2 separate regions of the Homo sapiens genome follow, and region 1 is linked to region 2. Evidence: read pairs that join two places in POLR2A ChIA-PET (ENCODE). Cell type or tissue: Panc1. All regions are shown on one strand. Each heading gives the region's core, and the rest is flanking DNA. Links, peaks and the distances in the headings are about the cores only.

Region 1 (9,585 bases), core at 595-8,594, 64 kb after region 2:
TGGAAAGCGGGGAATAAAAAAGGTACTTAAAACAGGAAGTGGCCCAGAAACTATCACCTACATAATCTCCTGTCCCTTAAGCTTCCCTCCTCCATCATTTGTTTACCTGTAAGAGAAAATTACATTTTCTAAGTGCGCCATGAATATAGATATACTCCTTTCATCCAAACAGAAACAGAGAAGAGATTTACTACAGCATCAAGCAGCACCTCAGAACTCTTTCAGCCTTCCTGGCGAAAATGGACAAAGTTGCCCGGGCGCCGTGGCTCACGCCTGTAATCCCAGCACTTTGGGAGGGTGAGGCGAGTGGACCACCTGAAGTCAGTAGTTTGAGACCAGCCTGGCCAACATGGCAAAACCCTGTCTCTACTAAAAATAACAAAAATTAGCTGGGCGTGGTGGCGGGTGCCTGTAATCCCAGCTACTCGGGAGGCTGAGGCAGGAGAATCGCTTGAACCCAGGGGGGTGGAGGTTGCAGTGAGCCGAGATTGCGCCCGCCACTTCACTCCAGTCTGGGCAAAAGACTGAAACTCTGCCTCAAAAACAACAACAATAACAACAACAACAACAACAACAACAAAAACAGAAACGAAAAGAAATATTTTCGTTTGAACCCAGGAGGTGGAGGTTTCAGTGAGCTGAGATGGTGCCACTGCACTCCTTGGCGACAGAGTGAAACCCTGTCTCAAAACAAAACAAAAACAAAACAAACAAAAAACTTCCGCCCCTTTTTTTAAGTAAAAAGAGTTGGTTTTGTTTGTTTGTATTTTTGGGTTTTTTTTTGTTGTTGTTGTTGAGTTGTAGGAGCTCTTTATATATTCTAGATATTAACCCTTTATCAAATATATGATTTGCAAATATTTTCTCCCATTCCATGCTTTGTCTTTTCACCCTGTTGATGGTGTCCTTTGAGGCAAAAAGTTTAACATTTTGATGTAGTCTAATTTACCTGATTCTTCTTTTATTGCTTGTACTTTGGACTTTGGATATTGTGCTAAACTGAGTTCTTTTGATCAGTGTCTTTATAGTCAGAGAACTTGTCATATAGTCTAAAAGTTAAGCCAACAGAAGGATTCTTCATATTGTAGTCTACTGACCTCTTTTATAGAATCAAAGTGTTTTTTTCTGGAAAACACTGTGAGCTCTTTCTCATGTGTGTTATTAATACTTTTATCAAGTGGGCTTTCTACAAAAACAAAATGGTAATAAGATTCTTTTTTTTTTTTTTTTTTCAAAGAGCTTTCTGAAGTTTGCTAACTTATGAATGCAACCTTCCCTTCTTGCACCGGTCCTGAGCCGTGATTGTGCCACTGCACCCTAGCCTGGGTGACAGAGGGAGACCTTGTCTCTAAAAAAGAAAGAAAGAAAGATGATGAAAGTGTAGCAAAGGGTTATTTACAGAGGGTTTTAGTAAACTAACAAAGAATGCTGCAGTATCCTAGGGCTAGCAACATCAGGGAGCCTGCATTACCTTTAGGCTCAAAGATCAAGGGAGAGAGACAGTGGTTGCTGGAACTTAGAGAAGGCAGCTGGATGGAGACAGTCATATGACAGGAACTGTGGCCTTCAGTAGAGAGATGCAGCAACCTCCAGGTGACCTCAGGGAGGAAGCTTTAGGAATAAGCACCCAGACATCAATGTCTTCCTGTTCTCCCACGTGGCGGTGTTTCCTATGGTAGAACTCAGCCAGAAGACACAGGACAAGGGATTCAGCTGGCACGCTCCATGCAGGTCACTCTCTGGGTTGCAGAGCTGAATGGAGAAAGATGGAGAATAGATTTGCAGGGACCAATGGAGAATAGCAGGTGCACACACATTGTCCGGTCTGGCTTCTCAGCAGCCAAGAACCACCAGTTGGTCGATGTTTGAAGAATTACTATGGGCCGGGTGTGGTGGCACACATGGGTGCTTTGGGAGGCCAAGGCAGGAGGATCACTTGAGGTCAGGAGTTTGAGACTAACCTAGCCAATATAGCAAAACCCCATCTCTATAAAAAACACAAAAATTGGCCAGGTGCGGTGGCTCACGCCTGTAATCCCAGCAATTTGGGAGGCTGAGGTGGGCAGATCACGTGAGATGAGTTTCAGACCAGCCTGGCCAATATGGTGAAACCCCATCTCTATTGAAAATACAAAAATTAGCCAGGCATGGTGGTGTGCACCTGTAATCCCAGCTACTCTGGAGGCTGAGGCAGGAGAATTATTTGAACCCGGGAGGCGGAGGTTGCAGTGAGCCGAGATCATGCCACTGCACTCCAGCCTGGGCAACAGAGGGAGACTCTGTTTAAAAAACAAACAAATAAATAAATAAAAGTTAATCTCATCCAAAAATACCCTCACAGACTGGGTGTGGTGGCTCATGCCTTGTAATCCCAACACTTTGTGAATCTGAAGGAGTAGACTCGCTTGAGCCCAGGAGTTTGAGACCAGCCTGGGCAACATAGTGAGACCTTGTCTCTACAAAAAATTAAAAAATTAGCTGGGCATGGTGGCACACACCTGTGGTCCTAGCTACACCTGAGGCTGAGGGAGGAAGCTCACTGGAGCCTGAGAGGTCAAGGCTGCAGTGAGCCATGATTGCACCACTGCACTCCAGCCTGGCTGACAAAGCAAGACCCCGTCTCAAAAAGTAATGAAAAAAAAAATATCCTCACAGACACACCCAGAATACTGTTCAACCAAATATCTGGGCACCCTGTGCCCCAGTCAATTTGACACATTAAAATTAACTGTCACAATATCCTTCCAGCCTTTTCCTATATCTATATAACATTACATAACATATATATAGATAGCTATAAGTCTATTTCTTTTCTTTATTATTATTATTTTTAAGATAGGGTCTTACTCTATCACTCATGCTGGAGTGTAGTGGTGCAATTTTGGCTCACTGCAACCTCCACCTCCTAGGCTCAAGCAATTCTCTCACCTCAGCATCCTGAGTAGCTGGGACTACAGGTGTGTACCACCATGCATGGCTAAATTTTTTTTTTTTTTTTTTTTTTTTTTTGTAGAGACAGGGTTTCTCCATGTTGCCCAGGTTGGTCTTGAAATTCTGGACTCAAGTGATCACTCACCTTGGCCTCCCAGAGTCCTGGGATTACAGGCATGTGTTACCAGGCCCAGCTGGTGTATTTCTCTTCTTTTTCTTCTTCTTCTTTTTTTTTTTTTTTTTTTGTGTGTGTGAGATGGAGTCTTGCTCTGTCATCCAGGCTGGACTGCAGTGGCATGATCTCAGCTCATAATAACCTCCACCTTCCGGGTTCAGGCGATTCTCCCACCTCAGCCTTCCAAGTAGCTGGGATTACAGGCACCTGCCATCATGCCTGGCTAATTTTTGCATTTTTGTAGAGACGGGGTTTCACCATGTTGGTCAGGCTGGTCTCCAGCTCCTCTGTGGGAGGTGGGGGGATTGCTTAAGGCATGGAGCTCAAGATCAGTCTGGGCAACATAGAAAGACCCCATCTCTGGGCGGGCAGGGTGGCTCACGCCTGTAATCCCAGCACTTTGGGAGGCCGAGGCGGGCAGATCACGAGGTCAGAAGATGGAGACCAGCCTGGCCAACATGGTGAAACCCTTTCTCTTCTAAAAATACAAAAAATTAGCCGGGCATGGTGGCAAGTGCCTGTAATCTCAGCTACTCAGGAGGCTGTGGCAGAAGAATCGCTTGAACCCGGGAGGTGGAGGTTGTAGTGAGCTGAAATCGTGCCACTGCACTCCAGCCTGGGCGACAGAGTGAGACTCTGTCTCAAAAAAAAAATTAATAAATAAAATAAAAAGGCTGGACATGGTGGCTCACACCTGTAATCCCAGCACTTTGGGAGACCGAGGTGACTGGATCACCTGAGGTCAGGAGTTCGAGACTAGCCTGGCCAACATGGAGAAACCCTGTCTCTACTAAAATACAAAGTAGCCAGTGTGGTGGCACATGCCTGTAATCCCAGCTACTTGGAAGGCTGAGGCAGGAGAATTGCTTGAATCTTGGATGCAGAGGTTGCAGTGAGCCATGATCACGCCATTTCACTCCATTCCTGGGTAACAAGAGTGAAACTCCGTCAAAAAAAAAAAAAATCCAACTAGCCCAGTGTATGTTGTGGAATACACCTGTAGTCCCAGCTACTTGGGAGGCTAAGGTGAGAAAATCACTTGTGCCCAAGAGGTTGAGCTGCAGTGAGCTGTGTTTGCAGCACTGCAACTCAATCTGGGTAATAGAGCAAGACCCTGTCTCAAAAAAAATAAAAATAAAATAAAAAAGTAAAGAAAAGAAAGAAAGAAAAAGAGAGAGACTGGGCACAGTGGCTCATGCCTGTAATCCCAGCACTTTGGGAGGCTGAGGTGGGTGGATCACCTGAGGTCAGGAGTGCGAGACCAACCTGACCAACATAGTGAAACCCCATCTCTACTAAAAATGCAAAATTAGCCGGGTATGGCGGCAGGCACCTGTAACCCCAGCTACTCGGGAGGCTGAGGCAGGAGAATTGCTTGAACCCGGGAAGTGGAGGTTGCAATGAGCCGAGATCGTGCCACTGCACTCCAGTCTGGGTGACGGACTAGACTCCATCAAAAAAAGAAGAAAGAGAAAAAGAGAAAAGAAAGAAAGAAAGAAAAGAAAGAAAGGAAAGAAAAGAAATAAAAATAAAATTCTTAGTAAGTGGCTGTTATTAGTTTGACACAAAGGTAAAAAAGATGGTATCTGCTTTTAAATTGAGTAGTACAGGGCCAGGCTTTTATTAGTCCCCTTCCATCCCTGATGTTTGCTGGGAGTAAACACTTCCCCAATACTTGTTGATAATTTGGAGATTAGACTATTATTTTTCTACAATCCTATTATTTTCATATCCCTGTTTCCTTTACCTGAGGTGATGTAATACTCAGCCATCTGCTCCCCTTCATCTAAAAACTACCTTAAGTCCTGCTTTATCTGAGAAGCCTCTTCCAGGGACCAGCAGGGAGGGTCCTCTGAGACGTGGTATGCCTGGGGGATGGTGAAAACACTATGCCAAGCAGTGTGACCTTCAAATTATACAGCACAAAACACTTTATGGAATAAGCCTCCATTTGCTTCCCTGGTATGGGATGAAGAAATCATTTCAGCTAAGACATAGATAGCAGTGTCCCAAAGAAGCTAAATGATCCTATTTCAACTAGAAGTTCTGAAGTGAAATATTTATCCTTCCCTTATTTGGTAGTCTCTTTAACTCTTTAGAGTTAAACTTGCTGGGCGCAGTGGATCACGCCTGTAGTCCCAGCTACTCGGGAGGCTGAGGCAGGAGAATCGCTTGAACCCAGGAGGCAGAGGTTGCAGTGAGCCAAGACTGTATTTTTAGTAGAGATTGGGTTTCACCATATTGGCCAGGCTGGTCTTGAACTCCTGACCTCAGGTGAGCCACCCACCTCAGCCTCCCAAAGTGCTGGGATTACAGGCATGAGCCACTGCGTCCAGCATGTTAAATGATAACTGTATAAACAATAGAGGGCAGTAACTTGCTGTTGGGAGATTTTATTTACATAAGTTTGCATTTTATTTACATATATTCCTAATAATGGATTAATCAGGGAAAGCAAAGGAGTTAGCTCCATTAAAATCACCATGCCAGTCCTTGGGCAGCTCAGGACCAAACATAAGGGAATTTCACTTTCTTGTTTTCTCCAATTTAAAAGTTACAAATAGCTTAAGATGAGCATCACCGGCTTCCTATTTTATTGTTGAAAGAATGCACGAGCCACTGGGCAGCACTTCTTGTGCCCTGATTCATAGAATTTTGGCCCCTGCCTCAAGCTGAGACTGCCCAAGTGGAGATTTCAAATGTGTCATGAGGTTTCTCAGCCAAATTCCTCCTGCACCAGCTTGAAAAATCGCTATAAAAATAGCCCTTACTGAGGGAGCCTGACCTGTGACAAAGATTTCCTAGCTGGGAGCAGGAACAAGAAGGCTGCTGTTTTTCTTTTTGAAAAATCTGCTTTAATGTCTTTATGATGTGGATTTGCTTTTAAGATTGCATTTTAAAAATCACCCATGTAAGTTGAGTCTCCTGGTTGAGAATAAAGTTCCTCAATTCTTGGTGCCTAATAGGGGTTAATCCTGGGCCAGACATAGGGTCAAAAGAAAACAAAAGAGAGAATTCTCTTTTGTTTACTTAGAGAATAAATGTCAGTACAGTGTCTCTCTAGGAAGTTTGGAAGATTTCTAGGAAAATCCTGGTGATGAAAGACCCTGGGGTTGGTTTGTGTTCGAATCCTTACTGGAAGATCTTTTAGGAGTTAAGACAGGATCACGTTACTCACAGTTTTTGAGGTTCTGAGTGTATCAAAAATTTAAGAAATAACAAAGAGCATTCACAATTTGTACTATATTTTGTTTCCTTTTTATGTTTTGAACACTTTTAACACAAGGGGAAACAAACTATGAAGCGATGTAATTACATGTTCACCAGGTAATAATATAATTTATTAGGAAGTATGAATGCCATGCACAGCCTCTACAGGTGTGTGAGCTGGTAATGGACATAGTTTGTTAACTTCAGACTTCCTTCCTGTTCGAGTGTCTCTGGGACTCTGGGTCTAACTTCACTAGGCGATCACGTCAAAGGTCTAAATCTGACGCCTTTGACGAATGTGGAGTTGGGGCCAAATGTCCCTTCTGTCTCTGCCTGTGACATTCCCTTCCTGGCCCTGCCTGCTACCAGCTGGGTGACCTTGTGCAGGGAGCTAGCTTCTCTTGGTATCACAGCCCCAAAGTGTAAAATGCCACATTGAAACCTACCTTAGCTTGGTTTGGGGGAATTCCTTGAAGTAACAACTCATATTGATCATTTGACTGAGTGGTTTTGCATTAGTAAATGCTCAATAAAGGCCGAGTGCCGTGGCTCATGCCTGTAATCCCAGCACTTTGGGAGGCTGAGGTGGGCAGATGACCTGAGGTCAGGAGTTCGAGACCAGCCTGGCCAACATGGCGAAATCCTGTCTTTACTAAAAACACAAAAATTAGCTGGGCATGGTGGCACATGCCTGTAGTCCCAGCTGCTCGGGAGGCTGAGGCAGGAGAATTGCTTGAACCTGGGAGGCGGAGGTTGCAGTGAGCCGAGATGTTGCTACTACACTCCAGCTTGGGCGACAGAGCAAGACTCCATCTCAAAATAAAATAAAATAAAATAAAATAAAAAATAAATGCTCAATAAACATTAGGTAGAGTTGGTCACTATTTTTAGAGCTAAGACTTGATGTCTTGGCTAAAGTTTACTCAGTTGGTCTGTCTGAGTCACTGCCACACTCTAAGAGTATTCATTCTCTGTTCATTCATTCAACACCTATTTATTGAATGCTTACTTTTAGCTTTGTAAATTTTTGTTTTAGGCCGGGCACAGTGGCTTACACCTGTAATCCCAGCACTTTGGGAGGCGGAGGCGGGCGGATCACCTGAGGTCGGGAGTTTGAGACCAACCTGCCCAGCATGGTGAAACCCTGTCTCTACTAAAAATACAAAAATTAGCTGGGCATGGTGGCAGACGCCTGTAATACCAGCTACTCGGGAAGCTGAGGCAGGAGAATCGCTTGAACCCGGGAGGTGGAGGTTGCAGTGAGCCGAGATCGAGACATTGCCCTCCAGCCTGGGCAACAAGAGCAAAACTCTGTCTCAAAAAAAAAAAAAAAAAAAACAAAACTTCACAAATGTAATTTGTAATGGCTGCAGAAAATTTCAGCTCTGAATGTACTGCATCCTAATCAGTTTCCTATTGTTGAGCATTAGTATAATTTCCAGGTGTTTTGTTTTTGTTTTGCTATTAATAAGTAAAACTGAGATGAATACTTCTGTATCAATCTTGATCCTTATTTTAGATAATTTCCATTTCATTCCTCCCATTTCTTGAGTGCTTCCTATGGTCAGGTGCTGTGCTGTGTGCTGAGTATGGAGGAGGTAGGCTGAGATAGATGTGACCTTTGCTCTTGCAAAGCTGATATCCTAAGGGTTGGACCGATGCTAAATATGCAAAGAAACCCAATACTTGCAGATGGTGCTGGGTACTACCAAGGAAAGAAATAGGGTATGTGACAGAGTACCTGGAAAGGGCACTGGCCAGCTTTTATGGGCAAGGGACGTCAAAGAAACCTGTCTGGAGATGAGACAGGCCAGGAAAATCAGGGCAGGGGCCAGAGTAGGGCAAATGTGGTGCCTAGAGCCTCATTTTTTTTTTTAGATGGATTCTCGCCCTGTTGCCCAGGCTGGAGTGCAATGGCAGGATCTCAGCCTACTGCAACCTCTGCCTCCCAGGTTCAAGCAATTCTCCTGCCCCAGCCTCCTGAGTAGCTGGGATTACGGCAGAGCCTCAAATTTAAGGAGGGACTTACTCACAGGATTGTGCAAATGCAAAGTTGGCTTTTGCATGACCCTGGGAGTAGGTGCCTCCTTAAATTTTGCACCCTCAGCAACTCCATCACCTGTCACGTTGCTAGTCCCAACCCTGATGGGAACAAATGCAGGGAAGGCATTCCAGATGGCGGGAACAGCAAGTACAAAAATCCAGAGGCCAGAAAGGCTTGGTGTGTTTCAGGAACAGAAACTCGGCTCCCATGACTGAAATGGAGTAGGGAAATCCTAATGGAACCAGAGAGGCAGAACCACCAACAGGAAGAAGAAAAAAATGTTGGAAGTTATGAGAGTTGCTCACGTTTGATTCATTTGATTAATTTTATTGAAATGGAGTCTCACTCTGTTGCCCAGGCTGGAGTGTAGTGGCACGATCTAGGCTCACTGCAACCTCCACCTCCTAGGCTTAAGTGATTCTCTCATCTCAGCCTCCCAAAGTGCTGGGATTACAGGCGTGAGCCACCATGCCCCACCTGAAGCAATTTCTCTGTTGTCTTTTTTTTTTTAACTTCTCTCATAGAAATAATTAACCCTCAAAAACACTCAGTGTTGACAAAGGGTGGTGTGAGGACACAGAAAGTATCAGACTATCATTGGCAGAAACTTCTGGAAAGCAACTTAACAGTCTGTATCCAAAGACTTAAAATCATTAACAGCCTTTTCCCCAATAACTCCACTTCTCGGAATCTATCCTAAGGAAATCTGCCACAGCCAGAGTGATTTTTTCCGTCCCCTTAAGAAATGGTCTCATCCTGTTGCCCAGGCTGGAGTGCAGCGGCACCATTATGGCTCACCACAGCCTGAAACTCGTGGGCTCAAGCGATTCTCCCACCTCAGCCTCCCAAGTAATTGGGATCACAGGCATGCCTCCATATCCATATGCCTAGATGGATAATATTTTGACCAATAAAGAAAAAGAGGGCCAGGCGCGGTGGCTCACGCCTGTAATCCCATCACTTTGGGAGGCCGAGGCGGGCGGATCACGAGGTCAGGAGATTGAGACCATCCTGCCTAACACGGTGAAACCCCGTCTCCACTAAAAATATAAAAAACAAAATTAGCCGGGCTTGGTGGCGGGCGCCTGTAATCCCAGCTACTCGGGAGGCTGAGGCGGGAGAATGGCTTGAACCCGGGAGGCAGAGCTTGCAGTGAGCCGAGACTGTGCCACTGCACTCTAGCCTGGGCAACAGAATGAGACTCCATCTCAAAAAATAATAAAAA
Region 2 (9,585 bases), core at 810-8,809:
CTTGATGTCCTTCTCATCCTTAAAGAATAAGATCATCTCATTACAGTTATTGTCAGACATTCTACTGAATTGGTCCAGCCAAGAGCCTTGCTGTTGGGATGGCCACTGTAGTCCTGTGGTCAGCGTGGGCTGCTGTTGACCATCTGCACAGGAGCAGGTAGCATATTTCAGATATTGGGGTGCCTCTAAGAATGCCTAGAACTTCTTGGTCACTGGGGCCAGATTTCAGCAATTAGGAGATTATTACTTAGGTAGGAGGATGACTGGGTAATTCCAGGAGACATGAGGGAGCAGGGCCAGGCATAGCCAATTTTTCTGCCATATACTATTCTTCCAGGTTAAGGACAAAGTCTCTCTGAGGCTTAAAAGCGGTGTCTTGCTCACAGAAGGCCCTCCATCCGGGCTGGGCACTGTGGCTCACGCCTGTAATCCCAGCACTTTGGGAGGCCAAGGCGGGTGGATTACCTGAGGTCAGGAGTTCAAGACCAGACTGACCAACATGGTGAAACCCTGTCTCTACTAAAAAAATACAAAATTAGCCGGGCGTGGTGATGCATGCCTGTAATCCCACTACTTGGGAGGCTGAGGCAGGAGAATCACTTGAACCCAGGAGGCGGGGGTTGCAGTGAGCCGAGATCACTCCATCACACTTCAGTCTGGACAACAACAGCAAAACTCCATCTTAAAAAAAAAAAAAAAAAAAGCGGCCCTCCATCTGAAGAATGAATGAATGAATGAATGAGCAGTGGCAGAGGCAGGTACATCTGGTGAGCATCCTGAGGTCCTTTCTTGGCAACTTTTCCCACAGGACACCACATCCTACCAACAGGCATGAACCTCCCAGGATGTGGGCACCAGCCAAGTATGATCTAAATGGCACTAAAACCACCACCAGCTTCCCCCGCGTTCTAGCCAAGAAACTTGCCCAACCGTATTTGGTGCTGAGTTCACAGCAGGGGTTTGTTTCCCACACAAAGTATCATGGAAACTCTGGGTAAAAAGGGACCTTGTAGGTCACTGGATCCAGGCCTCTCACCAGCTGCTATGGGAATTAGTTCTGTTTGACAACTTGCGTGGATCCTCTCTCTGGGCCAGACTCCAGACTGGAGGTTGGGACTCTGGAGAAGATGAAGACTTGCTCTGTGCTTTGATGAGCTTTTGCTCACTCCTTCAAACACCACATAGCTCCTAAGTACCCACTCCACCGCACTCACTCACCCCTGTTACTACTCCATCCTTTTTGTGTTGTTTGTTTAAGACAAGGTTTTGCTCTGTTGCCCAGGCTGGAGTGCAGTGGTACCATCATAGCTCACTGCAGCCTTGATCTCCCAGGCTCAGGCAATACTCCTCGCCTCAGGCTCCTGAGTAGCTGGGACCACAGGTGTGCACCACTACACCCAGTTAATATGCATATATTTTAATAGAGATGAGGTCTCGTTATGTTGCCCAGGCTAGTCTCGAACTTCTGGGCTCAAGTGATCCTCCCACCTCAGCCTCCCAAAGTGCTGGGACTATAGGTGTGAACCACCACACTCAGCCTACTCTGTCCTTTTTAATTTTTTACTTGTGTGTTGTCTCTGACTCTATAACTTCTATGAAGGCAGGGACCTTATCTCTTTCTGTCACTGCTGAATTACCAGGGTCTAGCACAGAGCCTGGTACAGGACAGATGCTTAATAAATACCTTCTAAGTTGAATGAATGAATAATTCAGGAATGAATGAATTTGATGCTGAGGATACAAGATAGGTTAGATCACCCACCACGCCAACCAAAGTACTTTACATACCAGGAAAGAAAGGGTGTCAAAAAAATGAGTAAAAGATTTTAGGAATTTAACCCTTGAATATTATTCTTCTCTATATGAATGATGTATTTTTTTCACAATACAAAACATTTTGTTGTTTTGTTTGGTGTTTTATTTTTGAGACAGGATCTCACTCTGTCACCCACACTAGAGTGCAGTGGTGCCATTTCCACTCACTCTGCCTCCCAGGCTCAAGCAATCCTCTGGCCTCAGCCTCCCAAGTAGCTGGGACTACAGGTGTGTGCCACCACACCCAGTTAATTTTTTGTATTTTTAGTAGAGATGGGGTTTTACCATATTGCCCAGACTGGTCTCAAACTCCTGGACCCAAGCAATGCACCTGCTTCCACCTCCCAAAGTATTGAAATTACAGGGGTGAGCCACCGTACCTGGAACAAAAATAATTTACAGGGTAAAAAAAGCTGGCAAAAAATATTGACTGGGATGTTGACCATATATCACATTCTTCCTATTTCAGGTACTCTACACAAACCAGCCCTATTAGAAATGTGCTTTGCTTTTTCTTCTCATGAAATGATAAAATGTCATGCATGCACACACAATTTGATATTACCGATAAGTCGATGTAGATATCAATCTCAGAACATTATGGACTTCTTTTCACTTGAATTGTTTTTATTTTTTGTTTTTGCTTTTGAGACAGAGTCTTGCTCTGTCACCCAGGCTGGAGTGCAGTGGTGCAGTGGCGCAATCTCAGCTCACTGCAACCTCTGCCTCCCGGGTTCAAGCGATTCTCCTGCCTCAGCCTCCCAAGTAGCTGGGATTACAGGCGTGTACCACCACGCCCGGCTAATTTTTTGTATTTTTGGTAGAGACAAGATTTCACCATGCTGGCCAGGCTGCCCTCGAACTCTTGGCCTCAAATGATCCACTTGCCTCAGCCTCCCAAAGTGCTGGGATTACAGGCGTGAGCCACCATGCCTGGCTGAATTGTTTTTATTTTGGATGTTAAGTGGAGGGAGGGTGTCCAGATAATCTGTGTTTACAGCTACTAAAGGGTCTTAACCCAAGAACTCATAAAGCCCGGACTCTGCCCGGCGTGGTGGCTCGCAGCCTTCGTGATTACACGCCTGTAATCCCAGCACTTTGGGAGGCTGAGGCGGGTGGATCACGAGGTCAGGAGATCGAGACCATCCTGGCTAACATGGTGAAACCCCGTCTCTACTAAAAATACAAATAATTAGCAGGGCGTGGTGGCGGGCACCTGTAGTCCCAGCTACTCTGGAGGCTGAGGCAGGAGAATGGCGTGAACTCGGGAGGCAGAGCTTGCAGTGAGCCGAGATCGCGCCACTGCACTCCAGCCTGGGCAACAGGGCGAGACTCTATCTCAAAAAAAACAAAAACAAAAACAAAAAAACGTCCCCAGACTCTAGTTGAAGCTGCTATGACATGTCAATCAATTGCAAGAAGCCCTCCAAAGCCAGTGGCTGATCATTGCCCTGCTCCTGGAAAGACCACCCACCCATCCATCTATTCATGTATTCACCCACCAGTCAGTCACTCAGAAACATTTACTGAGCAACTATCACCACTCAAGCACTGTTCTAGGACTACAACATAGCCTTGAAGACCACACACCATTTCCCTGCTTTTACGAAACTTACATTCTATTTGGAGGAGACAGACATTAAACAAGTAAAAACAATGTATTTCAGATGTTGATAAGTGCATGGAGAAAAATAAGTCAGGGGTGCGGGCATGGTGGCTTACCCTTTGTTGGGCTTCGGCAATGAAGGGCATGTTCTATATCTGCACTGTCCAATACAGTGGCCACTGGCCACATGGGACTATTAAGCAATTGAAATATGACTGGCTGGATGCAGTGGCTCATGCCTATAATCCCAACACTTTGAGAGGATGAGGCGGGAGGATTGCTTGAACCCAGGAGTTCAAGACCAACCTGGGCACCATAGTGAGACCCTGTCTCTACAGAAAAATAAAACATTTTTTTGGCTGAGGTGGGAGGATCGCTCGAGCCTGGAAGGTTGAGGCTGCAGTGAGCTGTGATGGAAGCAATGCACTCCATCCTAGGTGACAGAGAGAGACACTGTCTCAAAATAAATAAATACAGCATAGAGGGGCCTCAATCACAGCAGCCCAGAGCTTAGTCTGAGAGGGGAGGAGCCAGAGGCCCTGGTAGCCTCCCGGATCTGCTAGACTTTGTAACAGTAGTGTCAGGAGAAACTGCATGACTCACGTCAACTGGCACCTGGGTGGGGCCGGTGACTGGCTGGGTCTAAGGCTTTACAAACAGATGAGCAAACAGCCTTCAGGAGCAGTGACTAACTCCATCATAAGAGCTGCTGCTGGGCCTGGAACTCAAGCCCTCAAGCCCCTGCTTTTCTTTTTTTTTTTTTGAGACAGAGTCTCACTCTGTCACCCAGGCTGGAGTGCAGTGGCTTGATTTCAGCTCACTGCAAGCTCCGCCTCCTGGGTTCACGCCATTCTCCTGCCTCAGCCTCCCAAGTGGCTGGGACTATGGGTGCCCGCCACCACGCCCGGCTAATTTTTTGTATTTTTAGTAGAGACGGGGTTTCACCATGTTGGCCAGGATGGTCTCGATCTCCTGACCTCGTGATCCACCCGCCTCAGCCTCCCAAAGTGCTGGGATTACAGGCGTGAGCCACCGCGTCCAGCCAAGCCCCTGCTTTTCATGCCCGTGGAGCATCTGGTCAGGGGTCTGTGGGGCAGTTACTGCAATTCTGTCTGTCCGAGAAGGTGGCAAGGCCTGGCAGTTAAGAGCACAGTTTCCCAACCCACCCTGCCTGGATTTGGACACCAGCCTCACTTGCTGCCTGCATAACCTGGCAAGTTTCTTGACCATTCCATGCCTTGGTTTTCCCACCTATAAAATGTAGACAGCGGTTCCTACCTCCTATAGCTGTCCTGAGGATTAGATGGCAATCATATGTAATGTGCTTAGAACAGACGTCAGCAAACGTTTTCTGTAAAGAGGTAGGAATTTACTATTTGCAATTACTCAGCTTTGTCCTTGTAGCAGGAAAGCAGCCACAGATAATCCATAAACGAATGAGCATGGCTGTGTTCTACTAAAGGTTGAATTACAAAAAAAAAGGTTGGCCAGGCTTGGTGGCTCACGCCTGTAATCCCAGCATTTTGGGAGACCGAGGCGGGCGGATCACGAGATCAGCAGATCGAGACCATCCTGGCTAACATGGTGAAACCCCGTCTCTACTAAAATACAAAAAAAAAATTAGCCGGGCATGGTGGTGGGTGCCTGTAGTCCCAGCTACTCGGGATGCTGAGGCAGGAGAATGGTGTGAACCCGGGAGGCGGAGCTTGCAGTGAGCCGAGATCGTACCACTGCACTCCAGCCTGGGCGACAGAGCAAGACTCCATCTCAAAAAAAAAAAAAAAAAAGGCTGGATTTGGCACAGGAGTTGTTTGCAGATCCTTGGCTCAAAACAGTGCCTGAGGCCGGGTGCGGTGGCTGGGTGCGGTGGCTCAATCCCAGCACTTTGGAGGCCAGAGGTGGCTGGATCACCTGAGGTCAGGAGTTGGAGACCAGCCTGGCCAACATGGCGAAACCCTGTCTCTACTAAAAATACAAAAATTAGCTGGGTGTGGTGGTGGGCGCCTGTAATCCCAGCTACTTGGGGGGCTAAGGCAGGAGAATCGCTTGAATCCAGGAGTCAGAGGTTGCAGTGAGCCGAGATCACACCACTGCACTCCAGTCTGGGTGACAGAGTGAGACCCTGTCTCAAAAAATAAAAAGGCCAGGCACGGTGGCTCATACCTGTAATCCCAGCACTTTGAGAGGCCAAGGCAGGCTGATCACTTGAGGTCAGTGTCAGGCCTCTGAGCCCAAGCTAAGCCATCGTATCCCCAGTGACCTGCACATATACATCCAGATGGCCTGTTTGGTGTTCTCTTCACATAGACATGTGAGACATTTGATGCCAAAACCCAGGACGGGAGGACTCCTTCGGGAGACCGGTCCCCTGTCCTCGCCCTCACTCCGTGAGGAGATCCACCTATGACCTCGGGTCCTCAGACCAACCAGACCAAGGAACATCTCACCAATTTCAAATCAGGTAAGCAGTCTTTTCACTCTTCTCTGGCCTCTCTCGCTACCCTTCAATCTCCCTGTCATTCCAATTCCAGTTCTTTTTCCTCTCTAATAGAGACAAAAGAGACACATTTTATTCGTGGACCCAAAACTCCGGCGCTAGTCATGGACTTGGGAAGACAGCCTTCCCTTGATGTTTAATCACTGCGGGGACACCTGCCTGATTATTCACCCACATTTCATTGGTGTCTGATCACCGCAGGGATGCCTGCCTTGGTCATTCACCCACATTCCCTTGGTGGCAAGTCAATTGCGGAGACGCCTGCTTTGGCTGCTCACCCACATTGCAGCCCAGGGCTGCTCTCCACCCCCTTCTCTGTGTCTCCACCTTTCTCTTTAAACTAACGTCCTTCACTATGGGCAACCTTCCGCCCTCCATTCCCCCTTCTTCTCCCTTAGCCTGTGTTCTCAAGAACTTAAAACCTCTTCAACTCGCACCTGACCTAAAACTTAAATGCCTTATTTTCTTCTGCAATACTGCTTGGCCCCAATACAAACTCGACAGTAGTTCCAAGTGGCCAGAGAATGGCACTTTCGATCTGTCTATCCTATAAGATCTAGATAGTTTTTGTCGAAAAATGGGCAAATTCCTACAAGATCTAGATAATTTTTGTTGAAAAATGGGAAATGGTCTGAGGTGCCTGACATCCAGGCATTCTTTTACACATTGCTCCCTCCCTAGTCTCTGCTCCCAATGCGACTTGTCCCAAATCTTTCTTCTTTCTCCTGTCTGTTCCCTCAGTCACCACCCCAAGCTCTGAGTCCTTTGAATCCTTCTTTTCTACAGACTCATCTGACCTCTCCCCTTCTCCCCAGGCTGCTCCTCGCCAGGCCAAGCCAGGTCCCAATTCTTCCTCAGCCGCTGCTCCCCAACCCTAGGATCTATCTGTCACCTCCCCTCCTCACACCCAGTCTGGCTTACAGATTCGTTCTGCAACTAGCCCTCCCCTACCTGCCCAACAATTTCCTCTTAAAAAGGTGGCTGGAGCTAAAGGCAAGTCAAGGTTTCTTTATCTGACCACTCCCAAATCAGTTAGCATTTAGGTTTTTTTTCATCAAATATAAAAACCCAGCCCAGTTCATGGCATGCTTGGCAACAACCCTTAGACACTTTACTGTCCTAGATCCAGGAGGAAGGCTGTCTTATTCTCAATATGCACTTTATTACCCAGTCCACTCCTGACATTGGAAAAAGCTCCAAAAATTAGATTCCGGCCCTCAAACCCCATAACAGGACCTTATTAACCTCGCTTTCAAGGTGTACAATAATAGAGTAGATGCAGCCAAGTAGCAACGTATTTCTGAGTTGCAATTACTTGCCTCCACTGTGAGAGAAACCCCAGCCACATCTCTAGCACACAAGAACTTCAAAACGTCTGAACCGCAGCGGCCAGGCGTTCCTCCAGGACCGCCTCCCCCAGGATCTTGCTCTAAGTGCTGGAAATCTGGCCACTGGGCCAAGGAATGCCCGCAGCCCAGGATTCCTCCTAAGCCGTGTCCCATCTGTGTGGGACCCCATTGGAAATTGGACTGTCCAACTCGCCCGGCAGCCACTCCCAGAGCCCCTGGAACTCTGGCCCAAGGCTCGCTGACTGATTCCTTCCCAGATCTTCTCAGCTTAGTGGCTGAAGACTGATGCTGCCTGATCACCTCAGAAGCCTCCCGGACCATCACGGACGCTTTGGGTAACTCTTACAGTGGAGGGTAAGTCTGTCCCCTTCTTAATCAATACGGAGGCTACCCACTCCACATTACCCTCTTTTCAAGGGCCAGTTTCCCTTGCCTCCATAACCGTTGTAGGTATTGACAGCCAGGCTGCTAAACCTCTTAAAACTCCCCAACTCTGGTGCCAACTTGGACAACATTCTTTAATGTACTCCTTTTATTTATCCCCACCTGCCCAGCTCTTATTAGGATGAGACATTTTAACTAAATTATCTGCTTCTCTGACTATTCCTGGGCTACAGCCACACCTCATTGCCGCCTTTTCCCCCAGTTCAAAGCCTCCCTCACATCCTTTCCTTGTATCTCCCCACCTTAATCCACAAGTATAGGACACCTCTACTCCCGCCTTGGCAACGGATCATGCACCCCTTACCATCCCATTAAAACCTAATCACCCTTACCCCGCTCAATGCCAATATCCCATCTCACAGCACGCTTTAAAAGGATTAAAGCCTGTTATCACTTGCCTGTTACAGCATGGCCTTTTAAAGCCTATAAACTCTCCTTACAATTCCCCCATTTTAGCTGTCCAAAAACTGGACAAGTCTTACAGGTTAGTTCAGGATCTGAGCCTTATCAACCAAATTATCTTCCCTATCCACCCCGTGGTGCCAAACCCATATACTCTCCTATCCTCAATACCTCCCTCCACAACCCATTCTGTTCTAGATAAACCTAGCTGACCCCATAAATCCTAACTCCTTTCCCCACTCCCCTTTCCATTCCTTAAGAAGCAGCCCTAAAAGCTGTTCCCACACTAGCTCTCCCTAACTCATCCCCACCCTTTTCATTACACACAGCCAAAGTACAGGGCTGTGCGGTCAGAATTCTTTTTTTTTTTTTTGAGAAGAGTCTCGCCGTGTCACCCAGGCTGGAGTGCAGTGGCACGATAGTCAGTATTCTTACACAAGAGCCAGGAGTGCGCCCTGTAGCCTTTCTGTCCAAACAACTTGACCTTACTGTTTTCGCATAGCCCTCATGTCTGCATGTGGCGGCTGCTGCTGCTGCTTTAATACTTTTAGAGGCCCTCAAAATCACAAACTATGCTCCACTTACTCTCTACAGTTCTCATAACTTTCAAAATCTATTTTCCTCCTCACACTTGAAGTATATACTTTCTGCCCCCCAGCTCCTTCAGGTATACTCAGTCTTTGTTGAGTCTCCCACACTTACCATTGTTCCTGGCCTGGACTTCAATCCAGCCTCCCACATTATTCCAGATACCACACCTGACCCCCATGACTGTATCTCTCTGATCCACCCGACATTCACTTCATTTCCCCATATTTCTTTCTTTCCTGTTCCTTACCCTGATCACACTTGGTTTATTGATGGCAGCTCCACCAGGCCTAATCACCACTCACCAGCAAAGGCAGGCTATGCTATAGTATCTTCCACATCTATCATTGAGGCTACCACTCTGCCCCCCTCCACTACTTCTCAGCAGGCTGAACTCATTGCCTTAACTCGGGCCCTCTCTCTTGCAAAGGGACTACACGTCAATATTTATACTGACTCTAAATATGCCTTCCATATCCTGCACCACCATGCTGTTATATGGGCAGAAAGAATGTCCTCACTATGCAAGGGTCCTCCATCATTAATGCCTCTCTAATAAAAACTTCTCAAAGCTGCTTTACTTCCAAAGGAAGCTGGAGTCATTCACTGCAAGGGCCATCAAAAGGCATCAGATCCCATCACTCAGGGCAACACTTATGCTGATAAGGTAGTTAAAGAAGCAGCTAGCGTTTCAACTTCTGTCCCTCATGGCCCGTTTTTCTCCTTCTCATTGGTCACTCCTATTTACTCTTCTACTGAAGTTTCCACCTATCAATCTCTTCCCACACAAGGCAAATGGTTCTTGGATCAAGGAAAATATCTCCTTCCAGCCTCACAGGCCCATTCTATTCTGTCATCATTTCATAACTTCTTCCATGTAGGTT

Evidence for each region. ChIA-PET counts read pairs that join two places held together with the same protein. Peaks named below come from ENCODE experiments on the same cell type or tissue, not always from the same donor. Only the 100,000 strongest peaks of a DNase experiment are listed, where the experiment ranks them.
Region 1: POLR2A ChIA-PET joins it to region 2 with 10 read pairs; 5 of 35 experiments call an interaction of 5 or more read pairs at or near these places.

Annotation. Positions count from the first base shown.
Region 1 is chr16:18,929,023-18,938,607 of GRCh38, reverse strand. It overlaps SMG1-DT (SMG1 divergent transcript), which reads right to left. Exons shown (of 2, transcript XR_001752094.2): 2 at 1,392-1,752. Among named protein-coding and RNA genes, the nearest start is that of SMG1, 7.4 kb to the right of the region's middle. In Panc1, for the core only: no CTCF peak of the experiment used is centred there; no DNase peak of the experiment used is centred there.
Region 2 is chr16:18,993,353-19,002,937 of GRCh38, reverse strand. The region is part of intron 1 of TMC7 (transmembrane channel like 7); the gene reads right to left. Among named protein-coding and RNA genes, the nearest start is that of TMC7, 14 kb to the right of the region's middle. In Panc1, for the core only: no CTCF peak of the experiment used is centred there; DNase peaks (open chromatin) are centred at 4,037 and 4,722; H3K4me3 peaks cover 2,725 bases; H3K27ac peaks cover 4,912 bases.